Linked DNA regions of Mus musculus: all the other regions are linked to region 2. The links are chromatin loops, found by intact Hi-C in ENCODE. Cell type or tissue: left cerebral cortex. All regions are shown on one strand. Links, peaks and the distances in the headings refer to the core of each region. The heading gives the core; the rest is flanking DNA.

What was found. Hi-C counts contacts between places; a loop is a spot of excess contacts. Peaks named below come from ENCODE experiments on the same cell type or tissue, not always from the same donor. Only the 100,000 strongest peaks of a DNase experiment are listed, where the experiment ranks them.
Region 1: a loop joins it to region 2, with 2.8 times the contacts of the local background. A loop is called at or near these places in 5 of 42 quality-filtered maps.
Region 3: it touches region 2 in a loop (6-fold over the local background); 14 of 42 quality-filtered maps call a loop at or near these places.
Region 4: it touches region 2 in a loop (6-fold over the local background); 41 of 42 quality-filtered maps call a loop at or near these places.
Region 5: a loop joins it to region 2, with 4 times the contacts of the local background. A loop is called at or near these places in 21 of 42 quality-filtered maps.

Annotation. Positions count from the first base shown.
Region 1 is chr6:118,624,127-118,630,156 of GRCm38, reverse strand. It overlaps Cacna1c (calcium channel, voltage-dependent, L type, alpha 1C subunit), which reads left to right. Exons shown (of 47, transcript NM_001159534.2): 32 at 2,587-2,715; 33 at 4,603-4,668; 34 at 5,699-5,790. Among named protein-coding and RNA genes, the nearest start is that of Gm38887, 31 kb to the right of the region's middle. In left cerebral cortex, for the core only: a CTCF peak has its summit at 3,708 (motif pointing left); a DNase peak (open chromatin) is centred at 3,810.
Region 2 is chr6:119,345,553-119,351,582 of GRCm38, reverse strand. It overlaps Cacna2d4 (calcium channel, voltage-dependent, alpha 2/delta subunit 4), which reads right to left. Exons shown (of 38, transcript NM_001033382.3): 35 at 4,332-4,449; 36 at 2,745-2,857; 37 at 2,406-2,488; 38 at 1-1,552. The coding sequence ends at 1,448. Among named protein-coding and RNA genes, the nearest start is that of Lrtm2, 18 kb to the right of the region's middle. In left cerebral cortex, for the core only: a CTCF peak has its summit at 3,135 (motif pointing right); DNase peaks (open chromatin) are centred at 3,140 and 3,547; H3K27ac peaks cover 426 bases.
Region 3 is chr6:119,106,632-119,112,661 of GRCm38, reverse strand. Cacna1c (calcium channel, voltage-dependent, L type, alpha 1C subunit) reads left to right here and starts at 4,167. Exons shown (of 47, transcript NM_001159534.2): 1 at 4,167-4,735. The coding sequence starts at 4,687. In left cerebral cortex, for the core only: CTCF peaks have their summits at 3,329 and 4,334; DNase peaks (open chromatin) are centred at 4,539, 4,907, 5,314, 5,448 and 2 more places; H3K4me3 peaks cover 2,295 bases; H3K27ac peaks cover 2,207 bases.
Region 4 is chr6:119,216,876-119,222,905 of GRCm38, reverse strand. Dcp1b (decapping mRNA 1B) reads right to left here. Exons shown (of 9, transcript NM_001033379.3): 8 at 4,927-5,103; 9 at 1,292-2,903. The coding sequence ends at 2,826. Among named protein-coding and RNA genes, the nearest start is that of Cacna2d4, 17 kb to the left of the region's middle. In left cerebral cortex, for the core only: a CTCF peak has its summit at 2,432 (motif pointing left); DNase peaks (open chromatin) are centred at 2,396 and 3,422; H3K27ac peaks cover 525 bases.
Region 5 is chr6:119,427,566-119,433,537 of GRCm38, reverse strand. Wnt5b (wingless-type MMTV integration site family, member 5B) reads left to right here. Exons shown (of 5, transcript NM_009525.3): 5 at 1-1,007. The coding sequence ends at 140. Among named protein-coding and RNA genes, the nearest start is that of Gm40397, 37 kb to the left of the region's middle. In left cerebral cortex, for the core only: CTCF peaks have their summits at 2,804 and 4,769 (motif pointing left); a DNase peak (open chromatin) is centred at 2,800.

The sequences.
Region 1 (6,030 bases), core at 659-5,658, 720 kb after region 2:
GGGAGAGAACTGGACCCATGCTATTTCCTGTTAAACATCCCAAGGATGGTGTGTTTCATCTAATGTAGGAATTTGTGAGGGGTGCTTTTGAGAACTGTGACTAGGGCTCCAGGGAGAAGACAGAAGCAGGGGTGGGGTCCAGCTAGAAGGAAAGGTAGTTCTGATTAGTTCTATGATGACTAGCTTACCCCAAGCTTTGTGTGGAAGGCTGTGAAAGACACACACTGGGATTTGCTGTGACATAAGGGTTGGCCCTCTAGAGTCTCTACTGTCACCCTGAGCCTTAGTCTTATATCTTTCTAAGTTCCTTGAGTTCATTACATGTGCACTAGAGTCATTTTCTATAACATATGGGAAGCAGGAAAACAAACCAGCCAAACCAGCCCTGATTGGGAAATATCCATTTCTTTTGGCTGAGTGGTGGCCGTGCCTCACCACACGACCTTGAAGTCTCCTTGGAATAGCTTCCCCTAAGAGGTCCATCACAGCTTTCAAACAAGGCTGATGATTCCCCAAGCCCCTGACAGCTAAATTGAGAGATGTAGTGGTGGTCTCCATAGCGGCCCACCCCGGCCAAAAAGCTGCCTAGGAAATTTTGGGGGTTTGGTTTCTTAACTCATCAGGCCTAGGTGTTCCAGTGGCACCAGCTTTACAAAGGGTTTGCACCCACAGATGAAAGCCCCACTTAAGCTTGTTTTTTGTTTTCTGGTGGGTGGGTTTGAGTGGGTTTTTTATTTCCTTTCTTAAACATGGCAGAACTGACAGATAGTAAAAGCTCTGAGCTTCCTGTATGCTGCTCTGAGGAGCAAGTTTCCTTCTAAGGACAGAAAATAGAACTTAGAGGAGCCAAATGGATGCAGTGGTTATAGGAGCCAAAGACTTCGTGCGGAGGACCAGCACATTGCTGACAGCTGTGAGTCTGTCCACTGCCTGGCAGCGCTAAGAGTCTTAATGGCAATTGGGGTGATTCCAGTTTTAAAATATAAGAAATGTTCTGACCCTTGTCTGAAAACCAGGACCCTATGGCTTGGTTTCTTCAGAGCCCATCCAGTATGAAGTGTGGGGCTGATTTGGAATATCTGTCCCAAAGTATCCTGCCTCCTCTGGGGATGGGGATAATTAACATGGAGGTTGGATATGTCGCCATTCCAACCTGTTACCCCTTGCATGTTCCTAAAGTTCATTACTTATACCCCTCCAGATAGACCTCAGGGATGGACCAGAAGGCCATAGAAGAACTGAAAGGGCTTGTGGAGCCTCAGGTTTTAGCACTAAGGAATAGTCCAGGGTACGGAGAGGCACAGTGCTATGAGGGAGGCCTGATCTAGAAACACTGTCAAGCATAGCAAGAGGACAAGCTAAAGAGACAGGACAGGACGGGAGAGCAACAGTCTTAAGACCCCCTCCTTCAAGGGGTGCCTGGGATGGGAGCCATAACAGGAATTCCTAGGGTCCTTTCTCTCCTGGTGCTGCTCCCAGCAGGGCTGGGTAGGCTGCACTAGCTTCAGAGAAGGCATAAGGGCTCTGACCAGCTCGCAGGGCTTTGGAACACAGTCGGTTGCTCACGTGAGAGGGGGTCGGGGGAGGACAAGGGTATAAGTTCTTGTTCTCAGGCATGGGAGCAATGGCACTGTGCCTCCAGAGATCTGGCCAGGCCTGTGTCTGTACCCGCAAGCTCCTTCAGACTAAGACACCAGTCATGAACCTTTGGCCCTAGACTCTAAGCAGCCCAGAAATTCTAACCCCTCCTCAGCTCCCCATGCCTCATTGCTGCCTCTATCTCTTTTTCTCTATCCATGATCACGCAGCAGATACCCTGTGTGGCACTCCACAGTAGTCACGTACCAGGCTCAGCCTTTCCCGGGACTCAGTGCAGATCCCTTTTCTGCCTTGTCCTGGGGGCATCCCCAGGTCTCCAGACTGTGGACCTCTAGGGAAGGTCACAGCCTCTGAGGCTACGAGAGGGCAGCCATTCCAGAGACTGTAATGAAGTCTGGGACTGTGGCCCTCCCCTTATAATACAGAAGCCACTACCACCATTTCCCAGCAGCCATTTGGGCCAGGTTCCTGGAAAATAGAAAGTGGAGACTGAGAGAAGTGAGACTTGAATGGCCAGAGTATGCTCAGAGGCAATGTCAGACAGCTGTGTGGGATGTCACCACCATCTAGCCTCCTGACAGAGCCAAGTTCCACCCGCAAGGCAGAACTGAGAAGATAAGAACTTCTGGGTTGCTTTCTCCCAACACAGGAGGGCAGGAGCCCCTGGGGCAGTAGCTCTCTGGGCTCAAATCCCAAAGCTTATAATATGTGAAGAACTTGGAGTTATGGGAAAGACAAGGATAGGAAAAACAAAGTCATGGACTCAGGGCTGTGACGTAGCATAGACCTTAAGGATGGGCTGCTGACCTAGGAAGAAAGGTGTTGGCCTTCCACCTCACAGAGAGTCTGGGCCTAAAGAAAGAGTCTAGTGCAGCTGGCCCTACCCTGGCCTGCCTCCTTTCAACCAATGGCTGTTTCTCAGAGGATCCCTTCCTGCCCCACCTTCTTGCTGTGTTAACTGCACCCCCTATTGCCAACGGGTTCTAGAGTGCAGAGGAGAACTCCCGCATCTCCATCACCTTCTTCCGCCTCTTCCGGGTCATGCGCCTGGTGAAGCTGCTGAGCCGCGGGGAAGGCATCCGAACCCTGCTGTGGACCTTCATCAAGTCCTTCCAGGTAACCATGCGCCCTTCCCCTCGTAAAGCTGGGAGTGAGACAACCTCTGCTGCCCCCAGGACTTAGAGCAGCCCAGCGTTCCAATGTCACTTTCCCTAAGGCTCCCCTACAGGGGCAGACCAGGAAAGAAACAGCTCCAGCCCAGTCTACAGGGCCCAGGGCTGGCTCTCCCTCTGTTCTAAATGGCTGTGTGAGTGTGTGATGATAGCACCTGGATTTCCTTGTTTGGAAGAGAGAGGGGATGAGAGTAAACCTGAGATTCTAAAATCCAGGGCTCAGCACATTCCACAGAACTTACCGGAAAAGGAGAATTGTAAGGCCAGTTCTGAGGAGTGCTTTGTAAGTGGAAAGCTCGTGAGAAGCCAAGCTGTCAGGATTCTTGGACTCTTGGGAAAGGATTGTAGAAATTACCCACTGTCCTTCTCGGATACCATGAAAGCCAACTTCTCCCCCACACATCCACTCTTAGACTGCCTCAGACCCTGAACCTAGGGCTTTGTGTCCCCTGCCCTGGACAGCACAAGCTTAGCTAGGACATGGAGCTTGCCCCCATCCAGATGGGCTCAAGGGTGTGATTGCGCCCAGAAGACTGTGGGTGAGTTGTGGTTCCTTGCCTGCCCTTCTTGCTGCCCCTTCCAAACTCTTAGCTCTGTGGGCAGTGCCATCCCCAGCACTCCGATGGATGACCTCGAGGTCCAGCCCAGCTGCACAAAGAGCCACTGTTCTTCTAGTCGTGGCCTACCCTGCTGGCCCTCAACCCCTAATGAGAGCCTGGGGCTCCCCCCTTCACAGGTCAAGGTGAAGGGAGTTTCTAAGGATTTGAATCCTTGGCCCTAATGGGATCAAGACAGTAGACTGGTCCTGATAGAGGCCCCGAGACACCCCAACATTTCTTTGTAATGGGAAGTGGCTGGGGTGACCTTGAAGAATGGGACTTGATCAGGGAACCCACCTTACCCTAAAAAATGTTGTTATCTCTCAGTGCCATCTAGTGGTATATGAGCAGCATAATTCCTAAGCTAGAAGGCCAGGTGCCCAGGAGCACCTCCTCTGAAGTGGCCATGGCTCTGTCTAAGGGGGACTAAAATATGTCGATCCAAATCATGTGTAGGCTGTTGGCGTTGTGTTTCACAAGCCTCAAACCATTTAAATGCCACACCCCCTGCTGAGTTAGCGTTACCATTTCTCATATTCAGATCAGGAAGCAGGTCCAGAGATGTTAAGTAATACATCCGAGCTCTAGAGCTAGAAAGTGGGGAAACAAGATGCATTTCTCCTCATTAGATGTTTTCATGGCAATAGCGCTGACTGCTCACTTCTGGGGAAGTAATTGGATAGAGATGGGATGTAAGCTGCCTCCTCTCCACTTTTCCCTGGTGTCTCCGGTCATTCTGTTGTGTAACTTCCATCACCCTCCTCCCTTCTTTGTGCAAATATCTAACTGTAGTCTGAGGAGGGCTGCTCCTTGGTTGTTCTCAATAAACAGTACGGGGCTGCCTCCATTACTCTGAAGCCTGCTTTTAAAACCAAAAAAGAAACCCTGTGGACTAGGACCAGAGTTCAGTGGTAGAGGCCCTCAGCTCCATCCCCAAAAGATGGGTGGATAGATGAATGGATGATAGATACATATGTGTGTACATACACATACATATACATACATACACACACACATACATACATACATACATACATACATACAAACAAGACAGACAGACTCCTGAATTGGAAAGCCAGAGCCCACCTCTCAGGTTCTCTCCTTGATGCTCAGTCCTCCTTAGTCAAAAAAGGCAGCAGACTGCCATGGACCAGGGAAGTGCAATGCTTTCTGGGAAATGATCCTGCTGGCTGTACTGCTAGGTCTCATAGCCTCTCTTTGCTTCCTTCTAGGCTCTGCCCTATGTGGCTCTTTTGATTGTGATGCTGTTCTTTATCTATGCAGTGATTGGGATGCAGGTATGAGAAACTCTGCTTCCTTGGTTCCCTCCCAGCCCCCAGAACCATAGCCTTCATCCTTTCCTCCCTCTCTCCTGACTTGTGTTCCTGCCTGTCACTCAACACTCAAAGCGCTGGAACTTCCCCCAGTAGGATGTGGTATAAGCCATGGGCAAGAGACAACACAGGGATTCCTCCCATCTTACAGAACCAGGCTTGGGTTCTGCAATGGGAGAACACTCATGAATTAAGCAGTGGGCTTCAGGAGAGAACAGCCTCGTCTGAGAGGCAGCAGGAAGCGGGCGTGTCCCACCAGCATCCCCTGCTTTGATGGATATGCATGATTTGAGGTGGGGAGAGAAGAGAAGGCACTGTCCATCAACCATGCAGTCCTCTTCAGGAGCCCCCTTCCCAGGGGCCCTCTGCCCTCTCTGTTCCCTCAGCCAGAGTTCCTCCAGCCTTCAAGACTCCCGCTGAGTCTTTCCAGGTTCTATAAGGCAGCACCTCCACAGCCATGCTTGTATCTTCCCTTGGCAGCTCCCTATATAAAACCTCTAAAAGTTCTGTGGGGTAGGAGGTGGGGTGCGTTTGTGCTTTAAAAGACAAAAGGGGTGACCTTGACATCACAGAGCAGGGAATAACACAGGCAGGCCTCTGATGTCAGCAATAAGGCAAGCTTGTCCAAGCTCTGGAACACCCATTCCGTATCACTGCAAAATCCAAAAATCACTGTGCATTTGAGTTCTCGGAAATGCAAAGGCTGAAAGGCAGTAGGCCCTGGTCCTACACTGAGTATCCTGATCTCAGCATTCACTTACCACCCCAACCCCAGCTTCCCCTGGGCTGAGGGACATTTCCTGAGTGACAGCTGAAGGCAGGTTTCCTCCTAAAGTTGTCCATGCTGGAGCCAGGGTCCAGGGATCATGGAATAGCAGGTGTCTGCTAGGTCACATCAGAAACTGATTGCCAGATAGTCCCAGAGTTACTATTAGACAGTGGCTGGAGCGGTGCGTGCTGTCCTTCTCGGGTCCCTCAATTCCTCTTTCTTCAGGTGTTTGGGAAGATTGCCCTGAATGACACCACAGAGATCAATCGGAACAACAACTTCCAGACGTTCCCCCAGGCTGTGTTACTGCTGTTCAGGTGGGTCTCAGATGACGTAGGTGCATGCACACATGCACACACACACATACACACACACACACATACAGGGCTACTGCTGTTCAGATGGGTCTTGATGACATAGGTGCACACAGGCACACTTACAGGATGGTAGCCCAAGGAGAGAGAACCAAGGGATCAGGAAAAGAACGGCCTCTTCTCCCCTCCTGGCCAGGAAGTCTCATTACCATTTACGCCAACTTTCCATGTGCAGCCACAAGG
Region 2 (6,030 bases), core at 336-5,335:
CTACTACACAAAGCCGAGACTTAGAACCAGTTTCCCTTCTCCAAGTTTTAGCTTTTATTCTTTTTCTATTTATTTTTTTATCTTCAAGATAAGGTTTCTGTGTAGCCCTGGGTGTCTGTCATTTTATAGACCAGGCTAGCCTCATACTTAGAGATCTTCCTCCCTCTGCCTCCCAGTCCTGGGATTCAAGGCGTGCACCACGGCTGCCAGTTTAGGTTCCTGATTTAAAAGATAGATACGCGGGGCTTGAGAGGTTCAGCTAGTGGAGAATGAGGGCCCAAGTTAGGTTCCTGAACTATTCCAACAGTAGGGCTACAGCGGGGCATGCTTGCAGTCCCAGCCTTGGGGAGACAGTGACAGAAGGGCTTCTGGGGCTTGCTGGCCAGCTATGAATTGGAGGACTCAGATTTTGTGAGAGATCTTATCTAAAAAAAAAATTAAAGGAGTAATTGAGGAAAACGGCCAATATTACCTTTGGCCTCCACATCTTTGTACAAACAGGTACACAAATGTGTGCGCACGGGCGTGTGTGTGTGTTCACTTGGGCATTGTGGCAATGATTATGTGTTGTTTCCAGCCTCCAGGACTTTCCCCAGCAACAGTCTGGTTTCTTTTGTACATTGTGAGCCACAGAAAGCCCACTATGGCTCTTGGAGACCTCACCTGGCTCCTTCCTTTAGTCTGTGAGGCGCGAGTCTCGGTTCTGCTTTTTCTCGCCACCTCCTCAGGATCATGCCTGTCCAGTGCCACACTGGTGCTTGGCCCAGTGCAGCAGCTGCAGAGCTCATCCTAAAAGCTTTTCTTTCCCTTTCTGAGATTATAATTACAGCATTTATCCCTTCCCTTCCCCTCCACCTCCTCCCATACACCCCTGCCCGCTCTCCAGATCATTAGTGTAAAAAGGTTGAGACTCTTCAGAGGTAGCTAATGACAGCTCGCAGGACTTAATATCCATTGCGTTCCTATTGTTTCCGTTTGTGCTGGGATTGAAAGTGTGAACCACCACGCCCAGCTTCCTTTCCATTTCTTCCCTCCTCTTCTGGTCCCTTCCCTAGTCTTTTGTCTCTCCCTCTGCCTGTCCTCTGCACTATCTGATGGATAAAAGCACCTTCCCTTTGGTGGCAAGCACACTCTTGCCACAGCCTCTACATGGGCCTCGCCGCTCAATTCCAGCCTCCAGAACTCCTCGGATCAGCAGATCAGCCAGGGAAATGGGTGACCCTTTGGTAAACTGGAGTAATGAACTTCTGTCCTTCCTTCACTTGAGACAAGAGTAGAAGACTTGAAGAGCCTTGGAGATCCCTCTAGCAATCTCTAAGAAGCAGAGACTTGTAGCCCCAGGACTGAAACAGGAGACATCCCACAGCAGTGAGGGGCCTTCATAAGCCGGTAACTTTGTAGAATGTCCTGTAAGGTCCCCCTTCTGCGAAAGTCAGATGGGATGGAGTCACCACAGAAGCTGGGGTGGAAGCAGCCAGGCCCCCAGTGATAGCAGGAGCAGAGGGGATGAAGGCAGAGTGTCTGAAGCACCGCCACAGTCCTGGGCATTCTCCTAAAAAGCCAGAGGGGTAAGGAGCATTAGGAGAGAGGTGGCCAAGGTCTGGCATGTACAGCATGGGTGCACACAGACAAAATAAGAGCCTGCTTCCAGCCTCGCCTGGAGATGGCGAGGTTTCAGATTCTCCCCCCCCCCCCCCCCCGCGCCCCAGACAGGGTTTCTCTGTGTAGCCCTGGCTGTCCTGGAACTCACTCTGTAGACCAGGCTGGCCTTGAACTCAGAAATCCGCCTGCCTCTGCCTCCCCAGTGCTGGGATTAAAGATGTGCGCCACCACGCCTGGCTCGGCGAGGTTTCAAAGATGAGAAGAAACCTGCCTTTCTTCAATCTTCTAGGGACAGTAGAGACTACTTGCTTAAATCTTTAGGGCCTTCCTCTCATAATTGTGTGGAACAGCTGTCATCTCCAGGAGCCCCTCTAGGGAGGTAGTTTGTAAAGGCAGCCACACCCAGCAGAGACTGGGTAGTAAGGTCCCTGGCTTAGGGGTTAATAGATACCAGTCGCTATTGTCATTAGCTAAGTCATGGTAAGTAGCGCTGAGGTGTCTCAGAAGTCAGGAAGGATGTGAGGGGAAGCTTACTGGGCTCCAGGCCCTAGAAGTACAGATGCCCTTGGGTCCTTTTCCCTTTCTCTCTGTCTGCTTTCCTTTGCCCCTCCCCCTCCCCCAACTGACCTGGAACATCCTTGCTTGCCACTGCTCCTTATTCTGTGTATCACACAACATCATTGTGGATGCAGGGCTCCCCCAGCATGATAGACACATAGTCCAGAAATACTCATGTCCCAAGAAGCCACACACAGGACAAAACTAGGGGTCAAAGGCCAAGCCTCTTAGTTCATAGCCCGCACCTCTGGATGGAAGGCATGGCAGGAGCCTGGTCGTCTCCGGGGCTTCTGGGAGCGCATCCTGTCACACTTGACAGAGGCATTATGTGCGGAGCTCACTGTCAAGGTACAACTCTCCACAGTTCCAGAGATCCTGAAGGTCAAGATCTGTGAGGTCAGTGGCCCAGCAAGCAGGTACAGGCTGGGCCGCTCCCTCCCCCTCCCCCTCCTCCCTCCTCCCCCTCCCCCATCATGGTGCTGGATGCAAGGGAGGACAGTGAGAAGCTGGACTCTGCAACCCAAATCTGAGCTGCTCTATGATCTCTCAGCCACCCCCTTCCCCTTGGAGGGTGGGAAGGATATATTTGACTTCTGTGGCCTCCTGGAGGATGGGAGAGTGGGCGCTGCAGTCACAGGTGCGGTCTGTCACGAGCAGGAGCAGGTTGCTTCGGGGAATCTGTTGCATCACGAATGTCCTGCAGCAGAGAGGGCAATGGGCTCTGAGTCGCAGGAAGTGCAGCCTCCAGGAGAAGTTCTCTGGGGAGAGACCTTCTGGAGCCCTGGGAAGGACAGGCAGTCCCAGGAATATTGAGACCAATAGCTCAGTACTTTTACATGAACCGTCACAATGCCACCCCTCCATTCCCAGTAGCCTGGAGAGGGTGAAGAAGGAGCTGTCATTAACACCCACAGGGATCATTTCCAGCAAACAGGCATATTACCTCTGTTAGAGCCAGAGAATTTGCAGTTCTGGGCTTGGCCACAAGATGGCACCAATGCTCCTATATATAGCTTGGGTTGGGGGGTAGGAAAAGGTCTTTATGTGTTACATACACAGCTAGGAAGGTTATCACCAAGCATTTTGTATGGGGTGGGTGATGTTAGACACACACAAGTAAGTATATAGCACACATATAAACTCACATGTGGCCATTACACCATTATGTGAACTTGGTATAGTTCCCATTGTGCACAGGACAAAACAGGCTAGAAGCTTGTCTGCAGTTAAGACTAGAGATGGAAAGGATCAAAGGCAGAGTCAAGTCTGTCTGCTGGGAAGCCCTTCTTCTCTACTATCCCCTCAATGGTTCCTTAAAGCCCGACATAAGCACGCCAATAGTGTTAGCCCCAGGAAGGCTGCTGTATGTGTACTTAAGATGTTACACATGATGAAGAGGCGGCAACCTAGATCTGTCTAGCGCCACAATCTGAGCTTACACAATAGTTGGCCTAGCTCTTTGGTTCCCCAGACATCCTGGTGGCCCCAGTAAGCTGCAAGACTGGCCAAGGGAGGTCCCTGGAGGTACTGTCCTCCTGGGTTGGGACAGATGCCTCTAGGTTGGTTTCTTCAAAGTTTAGCGTGGGAAGTCAGTAGGTGTGGCCTTCCAAGCTGGTCTGGATGAAGCTAGGGACTTTTACCCAGGAGCTAGCCTGACTGGATTCTGCTTAGAAATTCAAGACTTGGCCTGGCGATGCCCCAGGCTCTGACAGCTCCAACCAAGGCTCCTACTCCTACCCTGTGCCTTTGCTGAGAACACCCCAGTCCTGCACATAGTTCCTGCTCTGTACGGGGCAGAACGTCCTGCCTCTTTCCCAGCCTGTCACATAAGTGTTCAAGGCCCTGACGCTACCTTGCTCTGAGCGGAGGGGAAGCAAGCCTGCAGGGGTTTCCAAGAGAGACCCCGTGGCCTTGGACTTCGACTCACTGACTTGGGAATTGGTCTCTGGATCCTTGGCCCTGTGTCTCCTAAAGCAGACAACCAAACTGTCCACACCCACTCCCCTCCCCTCTGCTCCAGTCTGGGTTTTTGCTGCACTGAAGATCAGGATACCGAGAAGGGCAACTCCTCTCTGAGATGAAAGGGACTCCTTTCCTCCTGTGGAGACTTTCCTATGGGTGCCAAGGGCAAGACGCCGTTGGCCGGATTCCGTGGCTGCCTGGAGACTTACTTCTGGCAGCCCCCACACTCGATGATGCCATTGGCTTCCTGGATGGCCGTCTGATGCACGAACACTGGGTACTCTGTGTCACAGGGGTGCAGCAGGTCCTGCTTCTTGTGCTTGTGGGCTGTGGGTGACAGAGGAATGTGTGTGAGGAGGGTTACCACACATCACAGAAGGCCTTAGGGAACCCATCTACAAGGGTTGGGGATACAGCGGACCAGCACTCGGCAAAGGGTACAGCAGAGCGTGGAGGCCCTGCCACGCTGCTGTAGAGAGTAGAGGCCTTGCCCTGGCTCTGCTATGCTGCTGTGGAGTGTGGAGGCCCTGCTGCGCTGTTGTGGAGTGGGGAAGCCCTGCTACACTGCCATGTTGCCCTTCCCAGGGCCCTTGAGATTTATCCCCGGGCACTCGTGGGCACCTCGCAGCACTGAGGTCCTGATGCATCAACACACTTTACCCTTTACAGCCCAGCAGGGAAGGAGGAGAGGGAAGGAAGGCAGCAGGAACCATATTAAACACCCAGAAATGGGGTGCAATCAGGACGCTGCTTTTGCAAGGTCACACAAGGAGTGAGGAGGAGAGTCACAGGTCTCCATGCCTGGACCCGGACGCTTCCCTCACAGACAATGAGGCTAAGAGGAGAGGCAGGCTTCAGGCTAAACAGTTCCTGTGGGCTGGGAGAGCAGACGGGGTTCAGCCAACTTCACTTCCTGTTCATGCTACTGGGCACCTGGCGTCAGAGGCTGGAAGCCTCAAACAGGGCTCTCCTACTAGGCTTAAGGTTGGGCTATTTTCCTGTCATTGGAGAGGGCATTCCGTTGCTGAAACCTATCAGAGTCACCAGTGGCAGGACCAGGTGGCTTCCTTGAGGTGTCCTGGCAGAAGGGACTTACGGAGCATGCAGGCGGGAGGAGCATGACTGACTGCATCCTGAGGCTAACGTGAGTGAGCAGACTGTAACACACAGCTTCTGTCACGATTCCAGCAAGGCCCCGTGAGAACTGCTGGAGGTGACTTCCCACCACAGCCAGGAATCATGAAGGAGACCAGATCCAGGAAGTGTGAGCCCAAGGACCTGCCTTGGTCAGTAGCAACCAGAGGGGTGGAAGGGAAACGAAGCGGGTTGGGGGGGGGGCATCGTTTGTATAAGAAAGCCAAATGAGGCAGTGGGAGCCTTCTTGGTACCAGATATCCAGAACCCTGAGACTGTTGAGCAGGGTGGGCTGAAGGCAGGCATCTTTATGGCTTAGGAGCCCCACATCTCCAGGACCCAGGTGCCATGTGTGTCTCTTGGTTTGTAAAGAACAGATGTCCTTTCCCAGGCTGACAGCAAGCATCAACAGCAGCTGGGACAAAGTTTCCCTTTGCTTTGTGTTAAGGCCACCTCAGCCTGTCATTGTCTTTGAGGTGCTTTGGCCTTAGGCACAATTTCTTTCGTTCAAGTGTTGAGCCTTGTCGAGGCTGGCAGATACCTGGGCACAGGTGACAATGCTTTTGTCTCTGGGGTGACCTAGTAGCATCTCCGCTACATAACTGGAGCCTCTTGAGAGGAGATGGCTGTTTCCTAAGGCAGGGCTGTACTTAGACGGCTGGAACTCTGTCTTTCCTTTCTTCCCAGAAAGGAAAGGGCTTTAAAGTGGATTAAGGGTTTGGGGACCCTCCCAATCAAGGAGTGTCCTAGGATAAAGGACCAGATAAAGAACTC
Region 3 (6,030 bases), core at 564-5,563, 240 kb after region 2:
ACTTCTCCTTCCCTTTTCTCCATTTACCGATCAGTCCCATGCATTAGGAATTAAATAACAGGATGTCACCCATGAAGGCTGATGTTAGATTGTCCCCGATACCTCCTTGCCCATAGACCTCTGCCACCAGCAGAGTGATTAGCACCTTGGTGCCATCGAGGATGGAACAGTACACTTGGGGTTGAAACATTGATCAGGGAATGCTTCAGGTTTTTAGGCTTGTTGCTGTGACAACACATCTGGCGATGTAATTTAAGGAAGGAGAGATTTATTTGGGTTCACGGTTTGAGGGTACAGTCCATCATTGTTGAGGGGGGCACGGCTGTAGAAGCTCGAGACAGTTGGTCAGAGCATCAGCATCAGGAAGCAGAGAGATATGAATCCTGCTTCTCTAGCCTCCTCCATCATGGTCCACATTTAAGGTGAGTAAAGGTGGGTCTTTTCTAATCGATTAACCTAGCTTAATTAGTCCCTCCAGGCCCACATGAAGAATTCTGACAGAAGTGACTCTGTCAGGTTGACAGCACTGATCATTAAAGGAAATTTCTGCAGGTGGGTGGAGCCTTGAGGGAAAGTGGTTGTCAGGTGGGCAGAAGGATACCTTGGGGCTCAGCTTCTGTCCTTTAGTGCAAGGCAACAGGGTCCTCTTTCCTAAGACTGGGATGTACCTGCATGGTAGCCTGGCTCCCATACCTATGGTCAGACAAGAAGAAAGATGAGAAAAACCTGACTTATTTGTGTAGCTCACCAGGGAGTTTCTGCCAGCAAATTGATGGGACTCCCCGCCACCCCAATACCTTTTTTTTCTAGTTCAAGAATTCACATCCTTAAAAAAGGGAACCATACATAATGAGATATTTCGTTACTGGTTTTTCCTTACCACTAATACTTCTCTGTAGTATTGCTTGTGTCAGTTGGATTTTTCTATGTTTATGTCACAGCCCTAGTTTATATGTAGAGTGGCTAAGAGACAGGTGGAGGAAGACAGACTGCTGAGATCGCTGGGGTTTGAATCCCACACTTCTGTCTGTCAAAAACGTGAGCAAGTGAACAAACCTCGTTTTCTCCCTCGGGGCATGGTAAACAGAAGCACCTCACAGGGCTATGCGAGCAACTATACACACATGACACAAATGATTTTGAAATAGTATTATTTAATCAACCTTATGTTTAGCTTATTTTCAGGTTTCCCCACTCACACAAATACACTGCAATTAAGTTGCTCACTGTATGTACCCTTAATTTCTTCCAAAGGAAACATTTGTGGGCATGGAGTAGAATCTTATCCTGAGTAAGTTGTACACGAAGAGCCTCCATATGTACAAAGCGCAGTGTATAGGAAGGAGCACAGTTCACTTTCTTAAGACATGGAAGGTGTGTGTGTGTGTGTGTGTGTGTGTGTGTGTGTGTCTTGGGGATGGGGGGGCATGTGCCCACGTCCAATACTGTGTGGCAGGCCTGGCACAGGGAAAAGACAACACTTGTAGCCAGGGTCAAAGCTCTCAGGGAGAGAAGCAGGTGGCTACCCCCCCCCAAACCTCCCCCCACAACCCTGCATCCCAATTCTAAATGGTCTTTGGTGGGTGGAGAATTTGTTACCTTGCAAAAGAACACCCAGGGCTGGCTTCCAAAGTTAGAAAGTGAGACATGGGCGTGCTTTGAAGACCAAATACTTAGGAAACACTTTTTTTTTTTTTTTTTGGAAAGAAAAGAACACACTAACAGCAGAAAAGAGGAGAGAAAAATGAAACGAAAGCAGCAGGGAGATAGTATTTGCCTACTTACAGGAAAGTTAGGCTGTCAATCAAACAAGGGACCCCAGCACGCCAAGGTTTGGTTCTCCATCCCAGACTATTTTGTGAAGTGTATTCTCTAGTCAGCTCTTGCAGCTCTACCCCCCCGCCCCCCGTGTCACCCTTGGCCACCCTGCTCAGCAGAGAGCAAGATAAATACAAGAAAATGAATTTGGTGTCAGGTTCTCCCTGACGAGGTCCCAGTTGGGTGTCCCTGGCCAGGGAGCACTTGTGTCAGTCTCTCCCATCTATAAAATAGAGACAATAATTCCTACCTTATGATGTAGCAGCGTGGAGCCAGTGAGGCAACGCCTGTAGAGTATTGCTCCATGGTTGGCACAGAGTTATGTGACAATATGAGCCATCACTCTTCTTGTGCCACAGGGTGCAATGGGACTGCAGACCAATTTTATTATTGGCTTATACAATCAGTCACACTTGCCCTTGAGATACAATCCAACAAGCTCCCCAAATGGGACTGTGTAATTTCTAATTTTCTTTCTCACACTGGAGGTTGCAAGTTGAGTAATCACAGACCAGGATGGCAAAGACACACCCCTTAGAGCAGCAACAAACAATTAGATCACCATTAAGTTTAATTTAGGGAAAATGAGGAGTTGGTAAGGTTTTGGGTCTCAAGCAGTGACCAGGGAGGCATCTTGAGATGATGCAGCGAATGGTACTTCTGGGGACATTCCTTCATTCCTTCATTCACTCACTCAGCATGAATGTATTAGGTACCCACTACCTACCAGATGTTGCTCCAAGAAACGCAGTGAGAAAACAGTACTAGGAGTCTTTGCTGGGGGTAGGCAGGTCGCAGTGTTTACTCAGGGTAAGACTAAGAACAGGGGAAAGAGGTTTGTGTGTGCAGGGTGTGAGTGCAGGCGAGGGGATCATTTCTGGAGGAACAGCGAGGAGGAACAGCAGTTGGAAAGTGTGTGATGGACGTCGTCCCTAGCTGTTCCTGCAGTCCTTGTAGGATACTGTCACTGTCACTAAAATGACAGAGGCCACTGGAGGGTCTGGGTTAGACGCACCCTTTGAAGTGGATTGTTCCAACCGAACGAACCCGAGGAGAGGAGGGTAAATAGAGAACCAGCTACTGCAGAGCGCCAGAGGTAGAACTTTGGCTCAGCCATGGAAGGTGGCAGCAGAGAAAGCCAGGGAAGGTTACACTGCCTTGTTCTGTCTGAGGTGAATTCCGAGATATACTGATGTGAAGCGGTGGAGGAGATCAAGTCAAGGTGTCTCCAGGGTTCTTCAGCTGAGTTGGGGGAAGGCTGTGTGAGAAGCAGGCCTGGACATATAAGGTTTGATTCTCAAGTGGAGAGGGCAGGTTGGCTGGCCTATGGGTGAGAAGGAAGGTCTAAACTGGAGATTTGCAGCTGACACTTAGCCGTGCTTAAAGCCACGTAGATGATAGGGTCTTTTAGGGAACCTGGAGACAGGGCGTGAAGTCTTCTAAGGGTTGATATTTAGATCTGGTTTCCCAGTGGTAGGCCCTTCTAGAATGGGCTCACCAGCCCCATCTAGAGGGTCGTGCGTGCAGGAGGTGCCATACATATTACTGTGACAGCGAGAGTCAGGGAGAAGTGTTTCATAGCTCCCCGCCAGGGTGGCAGAATTAAGAGAAGTAGGTAAGGAGACACTGGCAGAACACGTGCTCGCCTGACCCCAAGGAGAGAGCAAACCTGGCTGTGTTAATGTTCTCAGACATCTGGGCACCACTGCTGCCTTGCCCACAAGGCTCCGCCTCTTGGGCTCTCTCTCTCCCCGCCCATCTGCCCATCCTTGCCTGTGTGTGTCACTTCTACAACCGCTCTGATTGTAATCGATCAACAGAATCACGGCTCATTTTGCTGTTTCGTCCGGTCGATGTGAAAGGGGCCGGGAGTTGGGCACATTGTAGTTCGTGTTGCCGGGATTCCCCTCCCAGGCCTTGCTAGCGTGGCGCCCCCCCCCACCCCCCCAGGGACGCGCGGTGGCCGCGGGGCCTCGGGAGGGTGGAGGTCTTGCAGCCGGGCTCTCGGAGGTGTGTCCGCTCCTGGGCTCGTTCCCCGCCGTCGCGAAGCCAGGGGGTTCTCGCGTGGCGGCGCCGCTCCACTCGGGCTCCGGTCCCCGCCGCGCGCCGCCGCCACATCTGGAAGCGTTCAGCTCGTCTGCTCCGGCGCGCCGGGCGGGCGGGCGGGCGGGCGGGCGCGGGCAGGGGCGGGCGCGGGCGCGGCGGGGCTGGAGGGAGGAGGGAGGCCGCGCCGCGCTCTCGCGCCCGGTGTCTCCCTCTCGCTGCCTCTGCAGAAACAGCTCCCTGCCAGAACGGCGCTCGGCGCGGCGCGGCCCGGAGCGGCGGCGGCAGTGGCGGCGGCGGCGGCGACGCTTCCCGCGGGCTCGCCCTCAGGTGTTCGCGGCTGCCGTCGCCGAAGATCGCGGGTCGGGGCCTCGCGGCGATCGCCCTGGGCGGGCCGGAGACGCCTCGGGCCCCCTGGCGGCTCGGGGTCCACCCGGCGCCGCGGGCCCGCCGCTTTCCCTCGCCTCGCCTTTGCGCCTCTTCTCGCTCTGCCTCTCCATTTATTATTCTTATCATTTTTATTTTCAAATGGTGTAGCCGCCAGAGGTGCGGTGCTAAATTCTTGGAAGGGGCCCGGATGTACTGAGGATGCATTACAATCTCACGAAAGGAGGCGGTAGTGGAAAGCAGCAGTTTTTGGTGTTTGGTGCAATAATGGGGATCAGGTAATCACCCGAAGGGAGCAAGAACCACTGCGGATCCACGGGTTCCTGGATTTGCGCGAGAGCCGCCGGCCTCGGAGGAGGGATCCATCCCGAGCCGCTCGCGGCTGTTGCTGCATTTCTTCCTCTTTGTGGCTTCTCCTTTCCAAGCAGTTTTTGGCCAATGGTCAATGAAAACACGAGGATGTACGTTCCAGAGGAAAACCACCAAGGTAAGCGGGACCCCAGCGCCTCGCCGGGCTCGCCCGCGCTGCCCACGGCGGGTCCCGGTGGAGCGGCCCTCGCCGCGTGCCTCGCGAGGGGCGCCAACCCCGCGCGCGGGAGCCCGCGGGAGCCGGCCGAGCCGCCGTGCGAGCCGGAGCGGAAAATTCCCGCCCCTCCCCCTCCGCGGCCGGGCTTCTTCGGAGCATGTGGTTCCCATGAAATCCCGAGCGAGGGGGAAAGTTCCCCAAGTGTCGGCGCTGCCTGCATTTCTCGCCTTTGCCTCGAAAGCCGGCCGGCCAGTCTGGCCACGGCGAGCCGAGGAGCCGCTGCTTCGGGGTCCCTTGCTTTGCTGGGGCGCGGCAGGGAACGCGCGCTCTCGCGCGCACCCCTACGGAGACCAGCCCCGCGCCGGTGGCCCCCCAGGCTGCCCCACGTCCACTCTTCCCGACGCCACTTCCTCGGGCAGTGCGCTCCGGGTCGCGGGTGGGGGTGGGGGCGGGGGCTGCAGCTGTGCGTCTCAGCGCGCCTCCTCTCTCCAGGCTCTCAGGCTCTTCGGCTTCTCAACACCGCCCACCTCTCCACTGCCATTGACCCCGAGCGAGCCCACGCCGGGTGCCGGGTGTGTTACTGTTAGCACCCCAGTGTGGACTCGCACCTGAGGATGGAAAGCGGTTAGAAGCCTCAGTGATGTGTGGGCTTTGCTTTTCCATGTTTTCAGGGAATCATGAAAGGGTGTGACTAGCTCTGAGGCTCCATACTTAGTGTTCTCTAAGCATCTCCATCCTGGGCATCAAGTGTCATCAGCTCCCCTCTAATGGTGAATGGCTTTCGGGTAGCTCCCCACTTCTTGGAAACTTTCTCCCTCTCCTCCCCAGTCCCCATCGACAAGTTATTATTTTTGACATTGCTTAGTGGTTAAGGTGATCAAGCTGAAGTGTCTTGCAGTCCCAAGATGCCCTTTCTACGGGCTCTCTGCCCCGTTGCTTGACTGTTCCCTTTCTCTTTCGCCTTCAGCAGCTACCGTTGCTCTTCCACATTGTGTCTTTCCTTGCCTTGCCAGGGTACTTCTTAGTGACTCTCCAGAGCCTTGCCTTGTGGAAGTAATCTCCAGGCCTGATACTGGTACCCAGCCCCTTCTTCCTTTTACCCTTTTGTCACCATTTGGGGAAAGGGCTATTGCCTTTGCAGATTAAGGCTGCCGGGGAGCTGGCTTTACAGCTGGTCTTCTTTCATCTGGAAGCAGCTGGCTTTCTGCTTTCTGTCTTGGGTGGCAGCATTGGGATTTTGTCCTCCTTAAGAAGAA
Region 4 (6,030 bases), core at 300-5,299, 130 kb after region 2:
GACCCACGACCACTAGCCCAGGTGTGGCCCCACCCACAAAAGACTGGGCCACCCCCCATCAATCACTAATTAAGAAAATGCCTACAGCTGCATTTCCTTCTTTCAGATAACACTAGTTTGTGTGAGACTGACATATATCTCGCCAGCACAGATCTTTTTTTTCTTTGCTTTCTGGCTGCCACAAAGTAAACAGCTCTGTTCCACCACGGCCTTTTGCCTCATATCAATGGACCCCACATTGGGAGCACTAAGGCAACCCGACTAAAGCCTTGGAAACTGTGTGCCAAGACAAAGTGTTTCTCCTTTAAGTCGATCCAGCTCAGGTTTTGTTGGCACGATGACGGGAACGTTCTGCAAGTAAGGGGCAGGCATCATCCTTCCCAGAGTCACGGTGACATCACCACTGCAGCCTAAGGAGTCCCTTCATAAAGAAGGGGCGGGGCTACTTCCACTGCATCAGTGAAGTAGGGGAAGCATAGTGAGGTGGCCCTCAGGCACATGCTGTCAAGGTGTGATGGTAGGAAGCCCCTCCAGCAGCTGTTGGTCCTTCCCACTGGCTGGCATGCAGCCTTGGGCCATGACAATTTAGTCCTCTGGACTCTGTGAAGTCTCTCACTTCATAAAACAAGGTGTCCTGCCCAGGAGCTGAAGGTGGGGCCATGGGACTCCACTCATGCTCCACCTTCTACTCCCTTGGCTCTGCAAGGTGACACTCCGTCCTGGATGAAGCTGCCTTTAGCCACAGCATCCCCTACCACCACCCCCCGAAACTCAAGATTAAAACTGCTGCTGGGGCAGAGACCCTGAAGTGAGGGTGGACATCCTGAATTTGAGGTGAGGAGGGGCATGGGAAGATGAAATGCTGGTTTACATAGGAAGCTCTGTCCTGGGGGATCTAGAAAACCTTCTCATCTGTCTCTTCCTGTGTCCTCAGGAGAAGCACCTGCAGGAGGCCATCCACCCTGACTGTCCTGCCGGTGGCCATCTTTGGTCTAAATGAATCTGCCCGCCGACTTTAAGATGACTCCATACAGTGGATGATGGAGACGTGTTGCTTTGTCAAAACAGATCACGGGAGAATTGGCCTGAAAAGGCTGTGTCCTCTGACCTCGTGGTCCTGGCTTGCTCTGTTGGGCAGCTGTGGCGGCTGTTTTACTTATTCATGTGAAGAAAGGAAACATATTTTATGAAACGAAGCCATTCATTGCCTCAAATACATTAGAAATGTTAAGAATGAAATTTGTCTTTCCCTGGCTACAGAAGGAACTTTAAAGCATAAGTATAGTTTTAAGTGTTTTTCATTATTTTACTTTTTATTTATTTTTATCACCAAATCACATTCCCAGCCCTCACAGATTATTTTTAAAGCCTGGCCACTGGCCAAATAACATTTCTTTTTTTAAGTGCTAGGGATTGAACCAAGAGCCTTGTGTGTTAGGCTCTATCCTGTGTGTGCTCTACCACTGAGGTACACCCTAGCCTAATAGTGCTCCCATTTTAGTGAGCACGTTGGAAAGCGACATTTTCCTATGGTTCAGGACCACAGAACCATGGATATCTCTTGCCCTGTTCTCCTCATCAGACTAAAGCGGTGTGAATACTCACTGTCAAGCACTTGAGAGATCCCTATGAGTTCAGCACAGTGCGGTTGTGGACCTACCCCTTCCAGAGGCCAGCACAGCCGATGCTCAGCCGATGTGCTGTGAGGGTGAGCAGACACCAACCCCTCTTCAGCCCAGCTTCCTTCCTTAGGGAAAGCACGCCCTCCTAAGGGAGAGGTGGTGTCCCAGAAGCCCCATGCTGCTGCCAGGAGGGAGGACAAGGGTCAAAAGCTTCCTGGTCTGGGTATCAGAAGCTGTAAGGAAACCTGCACCCCCACCCCAGCCTCCATTTTAAATTCTCCATAGAAGAGTACGATTCAACTATAAAGGGCTAACTCAAAGGTCTTTTTATGACCCAGGAATAACTAGGACAGTAAAGACAAAGCTTTATTCATTGTGAATACTTAGCAGGGCTGATGCCCACACGCACTGTTGGGGATGCAAGGCAGTCGGTCGGTCTGCTGTCTCCCCTTGAATTTTGCTTCTTACCTCTCTGCACAGGACACAGAGGTGAGCTCTACAGAGCTTGGAGAATCTTCAACCTTCTGCCCCAGAATAGCCACTACCTCTTCTCATGGGCATTTTCTAACTGTGGCTGTCTGAAAGCCAACTTGAACTGAGAAACGGAGCGTTGCTTCAAGCCGGGGCCGCTGCTGACACTTAGAACGAAAGCTGGCTAGAAATGTCTTCAGAAAGATTCTTCCTCCAAAGGCTCAGATCAAACATGCCAAATGGAGCTTTACAAATAAAAGGCTGACTTTGGTAAAGTCCTCATTGCTTCCGAAAACACGGAACCCTTAGTAGGCAACTTGTGGGGTAATATTGCCCCCTGGTGGTTATCAAGCACCATGGCACACAGAGCCCAACCCTGAGAAACTGCCTTCTCTACCCTGAGCGATTCTATTAATAAATAGCTCTGAGAACCTCCCTTCGCATGAAAAACTCTACTCTTCCTCAAATGGCCTCATAAATGGAGGAAAAATCGAACCTTACATGACCTGGCCAGAACCATCTAACTGCTCAACTTGTAGTACCAAGTAAAGGGGAGAGTGTGATTTTTTTAAAAAAAAAAACAAGGAACAAAACCCCCAGACATCAGACAGTATAAAACATTTTACTCTGTATCACTATACTTTGTTAAAAAGGCATAAGTGTGTTTGGTCACACCAGTTCACATGAAGAACCTGGAAGATCAATTCTTAGTCTTTGCTCTCATGTAGCTGGTTACGTGGTTCTCATGGCTGCTTGTGTCACGCTGAAGAGATAGGCTTCATAGATTATGCTTAAGAAGTTGTCATCATTCTGGAAAACAAAGCCAACAGGTCCAGGGACCATTACTCAAGTAGCAAAAGCCAAGACTTCCTGCCTGCCTGGAGCTGAGCTGGCCTTACCCACCTCGGCTGTTTGTGCTGACAGCCAGCAGGCAGGTTGGCCTGTGTGTGGATGTGAAGGGGCTGGAGGCGAGGCTGGGCAGAGCTGCCCGATTTCACTGTCCACATGTGAAGACCATGTGCTCAGAACACCCAGCACAGCCAGGAGGAACGAGCCACACGAAGTGTCTCGGCCATTGGGTAGGAGCTGGCGAGTTGGAATGGTCCTTCCTAAACACCCTCCAGGCTGCCGGGAATGTCTGTGTGTCAGCCTTTCAGGCATTCACTGGGTTTTACCCACAGCGTGGCTCACTGGTAATTTACCAAAGCCAGCAGGGTTTCTTCCCATGGCCTGCGGGAAGCCTCCGGCCTTGGCAAATGAACAGCAGTAGCTAGGGAGTCTCTGCGCTCTTCTGTCTAGGTAAGGAGGGAAGGGAAGGCTGGGTCTAAGCAGTGCTGTTCTTGATGAATGCTAGAGGCTTTCCCCTCCCACTCAAAGGCAATGAGGCTTCTGCAGTCACCTACGTTTCACCCTCTCTGACGTACTCCTTCTCCACACCACAGTCAGTGACGTGCTCAAAGGACGAATAAAGAGATTATTTCTGCCTTTCCTACAAAGATGCCCTGAGTCACTTTTAGTAGTGTATCAGGGATACCAAATTGGCACCATGGAGAAGTGTGAAACACACACAGAGACCAGAGGCCACAGGACTGAATGGCTAAGTCAAAACACACAGCCCTGGGTTATGCGACCAGAGGGGAGTGAGCCAAGAAAAGCAACAATCCCTAAAATCTAAGCTTAGGCTTACATTTCTTTACTGTTCTGATAAAGAAATTTGTAGGCATTTGTTCTAAATTCTCATGAACTTACCATGTTAGGCTATCTGTAAGAGTTTCTGTCTTAGTGCATACGTAAGCTTAGTGACATAATTAAACAGGGAGGCTCAATCACAGCGGACTGCGTTCTCCTTCCAAACAGATGCTCATTTCCAGTCCCATCCTTTTTGTTCTTTCTAAAACATGTTATCTTAGAAATGTTTTCAGTAATAGGGATTAAACAGCAACTGGAGAACCAGACACACAAAGGCTGGCCTGTTCTCCTGCAGCAGTCTGATGCTTACACAGAGCCTGCAGACACCTTCAGGACGGCCTACCGGGATTCCTAAACACATTAGTTGAGGTGCCTGCTTCTCTGTGGCTTTGAGCACTACCCTTACCAAGGCCTATCATTCACTCAGGAGAATGCTCCACTATACAATGGAACATTAATTTACAAAGGCCATACGAGGGGAGATGGGAGCACAGCAGCCAGGCTCAGTGTCACACCAGACCAAACACAAGCCTCAGTTTCCTTGTCTGTGGAATCAAACAAGAGGGTCTTAACTGTTAATTTTACAGATTTATTTTGTGTGAATGTGTATGTATTTGTGTGAGAAGACCACACTTAGGAATCTCTTCTCCCATTATGGGGATCATCAGGCTTGGTGGCAAGCACCTTTACCTGATCTCGTTAGCCCATATAAGAGGCTTTCCTGTAAGCATTAAAGTTAAAGTAGTACACAGCACAGTTCGCTGTGAGTTACCACACAGAGCAGCAGAGACACTCAAGGCAGGGGCTGACAAGGCATCTTATCATTCCACCCTGTTCTCAGCAGCAGGTTTCAAAACCGTAGCAGCTTGCCCTACATGACTCTACGACTATTCCCAAGAGTGAGCTCCTAGGGTGCCCTAGCTGGCCGATCCTTCATCACATGGTCCCTTTCTTTCTGGCTGCTGGCACCTAGGAGGCCTTACTCATTCCTCCAAGTCACAAATCTCTTGAAGCCCTGAGAGATCTCATCCAGTTAACTGAGTTTAGAAGCTGTTGGGGGAGGTGGTAGCACTCTACAGAGTCCAAAGTAGGCATGAGACAACTCACCCTGCCCTGGTGCCGACTGTAAGGTCAACAGTCTTACCTGGATGAGGTTCAGCAGTGCCTCCTGGAGCTGCAGCCTGGTGAGGGGCCTGCTGGCCACGGTGGAGGACTCCCAGTTCTGCAGGGGCAGGAGGAGGCTGGAGGAGGCAGCAGGAAGTTCTTGGCCTCCTAGGGCCATGAGCCCATTATCAGTCTCCCTCAGTGGGGCACAGGTAGACTGTGTGAAAACCACAGGGGGCGTGAGCAGAGAAGCCACTGCAGCAGGGACACACTGAGTTGAGACGGTCTGCTCACAGCAAAGACACACACAAGGCAGGTTAGGAAGCAACCCACAAATTGTAGCTCCTGAGATGAAGGGTCATGTTCACACTGGTGGTAGTGGGGTGCTCAGATGCCGTGGGTGAGAAAGGCCGGCAGGCCTATCCCTGTTCTACCCTCAGAACTTTCCTCAGTGGTTATTCCACAGCTCTGGAGCCTCTTGCTGATGTCACGACCTCTGTGCATGAAACTAAGGCCCCTGGGCGAGAGTTTGGTTTTCAGGCAACATGCACTTAGGATTGCTGGCTTTCCTTAGTCAGCACTAGCTGTCCACTGCTCTGACCTAGGTCCTATCGCCCATACGCTTGTCAGACGCACACACAGTTCCCAACCCTGGCTCTTCAAGGAGACACCTCCCCTGTCACTAGGAGGGACTGTGATTTGTGCATCTGCCCCTTCTGTTCCGTCTCTAATTATCTATAGAAGCTTCTGCTTCTCCTGGCTGTCATGGGCGTGGGGACAGGGTGAGAGTAGATCCTGGGGTGAAGAGCAAAGTCTGGGGACATGGAGTGTGGAACACTGTAACCCATCTGTCTGCCGAGTCTATCTAATCCCTTGACTGGCAGGTCTAAAACCAAGTTTTCAAATGGCTTTCCCAATTATGCAAATGACATTCTGAACTGGGTCTGACTGACTCCTACGGCTGCCATGTGTCTCTAACTCAGGTAACAAAAAGGTGTCTTATTTCTCAACCTCAAAGTACTCTAAAACTCATGAGAAGGAAGCGGAGAAGCAGCGATTTAGAAATGGCTATAATTTTATCATCATTCCCTTGGCATCTTTGGGGGCAGAAAATGGCCTAGAGGGAGACAGGCTGTTGTTTCTC
Region 5 (5,972 bases), core at 1-5,000, 82 kb before region 2:
GCGAGCTCATGTGCTGTGGCCGCGGCTATGACCGCTTCAAGAGCGTTCAGGTGGAACGCTGCCACTGCAGGTTCCACTGGTGTTGCTTTGTCAGATGCAAAAAATGCACCGAGGTTGTGGACCAGTATGTCTGTAAGTGACTGCACCACACGGGCCTTCAGGCCGCTCCTCTCCGCCTCACAAAAGTCTATATTATATAAATCTATCTAAATATATTTTATATTTGTACAAATGGATGGATGGATGGATGATAGATAATCAAGAGAAGAAAGTGGAGAGGAAGAGCTTAGGAGATGCTGGCCCTCTGTGAGGACTGGATTTTGCTGGAAATCCACAACCAGTGGGAGAGAAACGGGCTTTTCCCCATTTTCTGGCCAGGACTTTTGGGACATGGGCTTGAGAGTGTCTGTGCGCCATAGCCTCCAGGAGACAGGTGGGGATTAGATGAAGGAACTGGACTTATTCCACATCTACAGTCCTGTGGGGAAGATGAGTGTCTGTGACCCTGGCCAGGAGACCCAGAGGCCCTGTGGAAAGACCTGATAACCGGGATGGTAGCCTAGGTCTTCCTGAAAATGGAGCCAGCTTTGGGAAGGGGCTCTGTACTTCCTTCTTTTCTCATCTGAGTACACACTGCAGGAAAGTCCCCTGCCCCAATATGGGGGAGTGGTCTCAAGTCACTCCAACCGGTGACCGTAAGAGATCTGGGCCTCCCTGGACCCTGGCTCTGCCTTCTGATGAGAATGTCACCAGCTCCTGCCTCAAGCTCTTGTGCCAAGAGAAAGACGGTTCTGTCACCTGCTACAGCCAGGAAGACGTGGAGCAAACCTGGGATTTGACTGGGGACCAAGTGCCTGTTGCACAGGACAGGAATCTGCTGTCACTCTGTCAAGGGAGGCTTTGAGAATGACAGGGCATGCTAGCAGGTCAGGTCAACTGCCTGTGAGACTGTCATCTCTGCCCACATGTACAGCGTCCCTTTGACATTAAATATCTTTTTACTGAGGTTTCTCTCCCTCTCCTTATTTGGGCAAGCAGTGATCTCATTTGAAATTTTATTTTTGATGCTAAGGATGAAACCCACGGTATCCTGATGTTATGGAGTTTGTGAATCCTGGGTTAAAGATCATAGACTCTATCCAATTGTAATTAAAGATGTATTGAGCTAGCAGGATGAACAGTCTATGAGCCAGATTTGAAGTTGCCATGAAAAAGGAGGTGAGGGAAAGATTTCTCATTCTTCTCTCTTATATTACGTTCCAACCATAGTTTACCTTCCCTCCCCTCCTTCCAGTCCCTCCTCCATTCCAACCATAGTTTCCCCTCCCTCCCCTCCTCCCAGTCCCTCCTCCATTCCAACCATAGTTTCCCTTCCTTCCCCTCCTCCCAGTCCCTCCTCCATTCCAACCATAGTTTCCCCTCCCTCCCCTCCTTCCAGTCCTTCGATAGCTACTCAAGCAAGCAAGCAAGCAAGCAAGCAAGCAAAAACTGGTCTGTTCTGCCCAGTTAAGCAATCCAAGACAATCTTGGGGTATCTACATAAGCAAGTTACAGAGACCAAAAGAAGCATTTCATCATAGCATAACAGCTTAATGCAGATGTGTGTGCTGAGCCTTGTTAAGCACATACAGGAGGGCGCTCTCTGTAGCCTTCTCTGGATTGCTGCCTGTGGTAGTGGACCACGATATCTGGAACAGGAGATCAAGTAAGGCCAGCCGTAAGAGCCTGTCTTAAATTAAAATCAAATAGAAATCTGAGGGTGGGAAGATCATACGCATGCATTAATTTTCCTGTGGACTCTGTTTGAAAGACCATTAATTTTCCTGAATGATTTAAAGACAGTTTTCACTTGGCAGTGTATGGATTCTTTCCCTGTTGTAACCAGCTTAAGGGAGACTTTGTTTTGGCGCCTGGTTTGGAACAGCTTGAGGCTGCGGCAGCTGCAGTGTGAGTTTGCTTGCTCACATCTCTGTGGACAAGGAAGCAGCTAGGACAGGAGCAGGCTAAACTATAGACCCTAAGACCCACCCCACAGAGATCCAAACTTCCAGGAAGGCCCACCTCCCAGAGTTTCTGCAATGTCCCTAAATAACACCAGCAGCGGGGGACCAAGCGAGTGTTCAGACAAGTGAGCCTGTATCCAATGACATACAAACAGATGACATTGTGTATCCAAACTATAATAGACCTTATTTTTCTAGTTTTTCAAAGTCAGAGTTTTCAAAAAAGAAATAATTGGGATGAATAAAAATTGTTAAGGTTTTTCAGTAAATCATAACTAGAATCCACATTGGGCATGTGGAAACTGACTGACACCCTCTGGCTAGTTCCCCTTGCTCCCTGTTATTTTGAGACGGGATTTCCTGTAGCTCAGGCTGGTTTTGAACTTGCCACCATCCTGCCTTAGGTGTGTGGCACCATACTTAGTTTAGCTAGGGGTCTTTTGTCCATTTTCCCCCCTCTGATGCTAGAATCTAACCTAGGGCACCATACATGCTAGTCTAAACTAAACTACTAGACTAACTACATCCCCTGGCCTTTGGTCCTTTAAGGAGCACAAGATGTCCAAGCTTCCTCTCTTAGGTTGTGGGCAGGGATTACATGACTGGGTAGTAGGAAATAACTCTGCTCACTTATAGAATGCAAGGTGTCCTTTCAGCTTATTATTGAACTCAATAAGGAATGTTAGAGTGGACCTGATTAGGTAACAGAGAACATGGGCCCTTGGAACATTCTTGCTCCAGCATGGCTCACGGCTGGAAAAATTCCAATACCCATGAGGGACTAGCATGCAGCTCTTCATTTGTCCACTGAGTGTCACTGTGCCATCAAGTCTAAAGTCTGTGACTCACACCTTGGTTCAAAAGTTGACCAGTTTCAAGTACCTAGACTAAGTGGCAGTTGAATGCTCAGGCCTACATAAGACATTTACGTGTTTCCTCTCTAAAGCTCAGTGGATGAGAAGGATATAAGATCCAGAAGCTAAGTAAGATAGTAAGAAGGACTAAGAAATGCCATCTTCTGGGCATGGCACAAGCCATTGCAACCATAAACTCCCAACATCCCTCTCCTGCACCAGGCCTGTGTAAGAGTGGTCTGGTCAGCAGTCAATCATGGATACAAGAGAAACTCATGGGGCCTCCTGGCTTCAGGTAGACTCTGGGAGGTGGAGAGTCAGTATCTTCTGTTGTGTACCCACTTGGGAGTCGACTTAGTCTTCTATGGACAGTTCAAACCTATGCTCAAACAGACGGCTTTGGTTAAACAGCGGGTCACACAACAAAGCAAAAGGTGTGAATGTGAAGACTGGATTGTAGCCGGGACAGGGAGGATAGACGGGTGAGAGGCAGAAGAGAGGAGAGAGGCGAAAGTAACAAGAGTGCTTTAAACAGTGGTGGCACACGCCTTTAATCCCAGCACTTGGGAGGCAGAGGCAGGCAGATTTCTGAGTTCGAGGCCAGCCTGGTCTACAGAGTGAGTTCCAGGACAGCCAGGGCTACACAGAGAAACCCTGTCTCGAAAAACAAAACAAAACAAAACAAAACAAAACAAAACAAAAAAAGAGTGCTTTAGCTGGGCAGTGGCTGTGTAGGTCTGTAATCTCAGTGCTCAGGAGGCCAAGGAAGGCAGATTTCTGTGAGTTTGAGGGCAGCCTGGTCTATGTAGTGACTTCCAAAACATCCAGGGTTACACAGTGCAATCCTGTTCCAAACAACACACACAAAAGAATGCATTTTGTACATGTGTGGAATTATCAAATCGATTTAATTAACTTTCTTTCTTTCTTTTTTTTTTTCTTTTTTTTCAGACAGGGTCTCTGTGTAGCCCTGGATAGCCTGGAACCTGTTATGTAGTTGCCGAAGTTGTGTCCGTGGCCATGGTTGGGCTTGTTCCCAGGCCCTAAGTCACTTCCTCCAGACATCTGGATGGTTTGTAGACTTGAGGGTTCTTTCGGCAAGCAGGTTATAGCTGGCACGGATCAAGGGCTCACTTGGTGCCCGCTGCTCCTTGCACCTCCTGTGTAGTTCTCTCTGCAGGGCAGTGTACCACTACCACCTACGCACTTCTCACGGGCCAGGCTCAGACTCGGATTAAGCAACGACCGTTACCTCACAAAACGGTCCTCGGTGTGAACAGCCCGCTCTGTCTCTCCTGCTGAGGGCACCTGAAGCCAGAGACCCTGTTTTCCACTAAGTCTCTGGCTGTGTTCTGTGATCTGTCCTTATTGATAACGTGATTTTTGAGAGGAAAGAGTGATGGAGAAAGTTTGCTTGCTTAGGAGTACCTGGCCAGGGGGACTTGAGCTCCCACGCCTGGAGTTGCTGGATGGGCTTAGAGCAGGTGAAAACTGTCGCTCCCCCAAAGGACAGACTAGTGGACTGAGATAGGTTTTGAAGCAACAAGAAGAACAATGGAAAGCTAATCTAGGGGAGTCAGTGTCCAGGGCAGGAGGTCACTCGCTAATGCTCAGTGGGTGAGACTCTTTCAGCACGACATACCAGAAGAGCCTTATTTTATACCAGACCCATGAGCACACTCTGTGAGGCCACTTCTCCAAGGTTTACAGGAAGAGAACTGTCTTGGCATTGTCTTCCATGTCTGAGGTGTTAGAAATAGTGAGTCTTCCAAACTCCTAAGTGGCTGCTGGAGAGACAGCTCAGTGGATGCTCTCTCAGAGGATCTGGGTTCGATTCCCAGCACCAGAACATGGTGGCTCACAATCCCCTGTAACTCTAGTTCTTTAGGATCCAGTGCCCTCTTCTGGCCTCCTCGGGTACTACACATACACAGTACACAGACATACGTGCAGGTAAAACACCCATACAGATAAAAGATAAATTTAAAAATTAAAAATAATAAAATTCCACTTGGGAGGCAGAGGCAGGTGGATTTCTGAGTTCCAGGTCAGCCTGGTCTACAGAGTGAGTTCCAGGACATCCAGGGCTACACAGAGAAACCCTGTTTTGAAAAAAATCCAAATAAATAAATAAATAAATAAATAAATAAATAAATTGACTGGATAGTGTTAGTGCACACCTTTGATCTCAGCACTCTGGAGGCAGAAACGTTCCAGGACTTTGAAGGCTACAGAGAGAAACTCTGACAAAATAAATAAATAAATAAATAAATAAATACTGTAAATGTTGGTGGAGGTGTATTTCAGAAGTAGAGCATTTGCCTAACACACGAAGCTCTGTGTTTTGTCCCTAACACCAAAAATGAGTAAAATCACATGAGACAGCAGGCAAAGAGCTAACAAGGGGCCGGAGCTTTCTCTTCTGGTGACCATGGCCTTGAGCAAGGGCATTCTGAGAGCTGCTGTCTGGAGTCCCTTCCACACTAGACTAGTACCTACCTCCTGTTCTCACAAATCTGAGATGAGATCTAAAGTTCATTGCTAATGTCTACTCGAGACTAGATCTGGGAAAGAAAACACACGGTACCAGATTAACTACTTAAGTAAATGAAACTAGCCCATTGCTAAAGAGTCTTGGCACAGTGTTTAATCTCCCTGTGCACAGCTGGGCCCATGTCATGTCACAAGGAGGGAGACTTGTGGGGTGGGCTAGCCTGAGTCCTAAGCTTGGTGTTGTTGGAAATAACAACAAATCCAAAAGACCGGTGAACATGAAGCCGGTTTGAGACAAGGTCTCTCTATGTCTCTGGCTGGCCTGGAACTTGCTAGGTAGACCAGACTGGCCTTGAACCACCAACGCTGCCTTTCGAGTGCTGGGATGGACGGCTGAAGCAGGTTTCAATATGCCATTAGACAGAAAGGATGCAGGCAGAGAAAAGACAAAATGTCTGATAAGCTGATTTGACACGAGACAGTGGTTTTTAAAGCCTGCACCCCAAGAAATTTCTGCCACCTTCTTCCCATAGGCAGAATCTTATATCTCCTTCAAATTCCCCATCTCATCAGTTTAAGGACACAGAGTCTCATATAATGAATAACTTAGGGCTTAAGACTG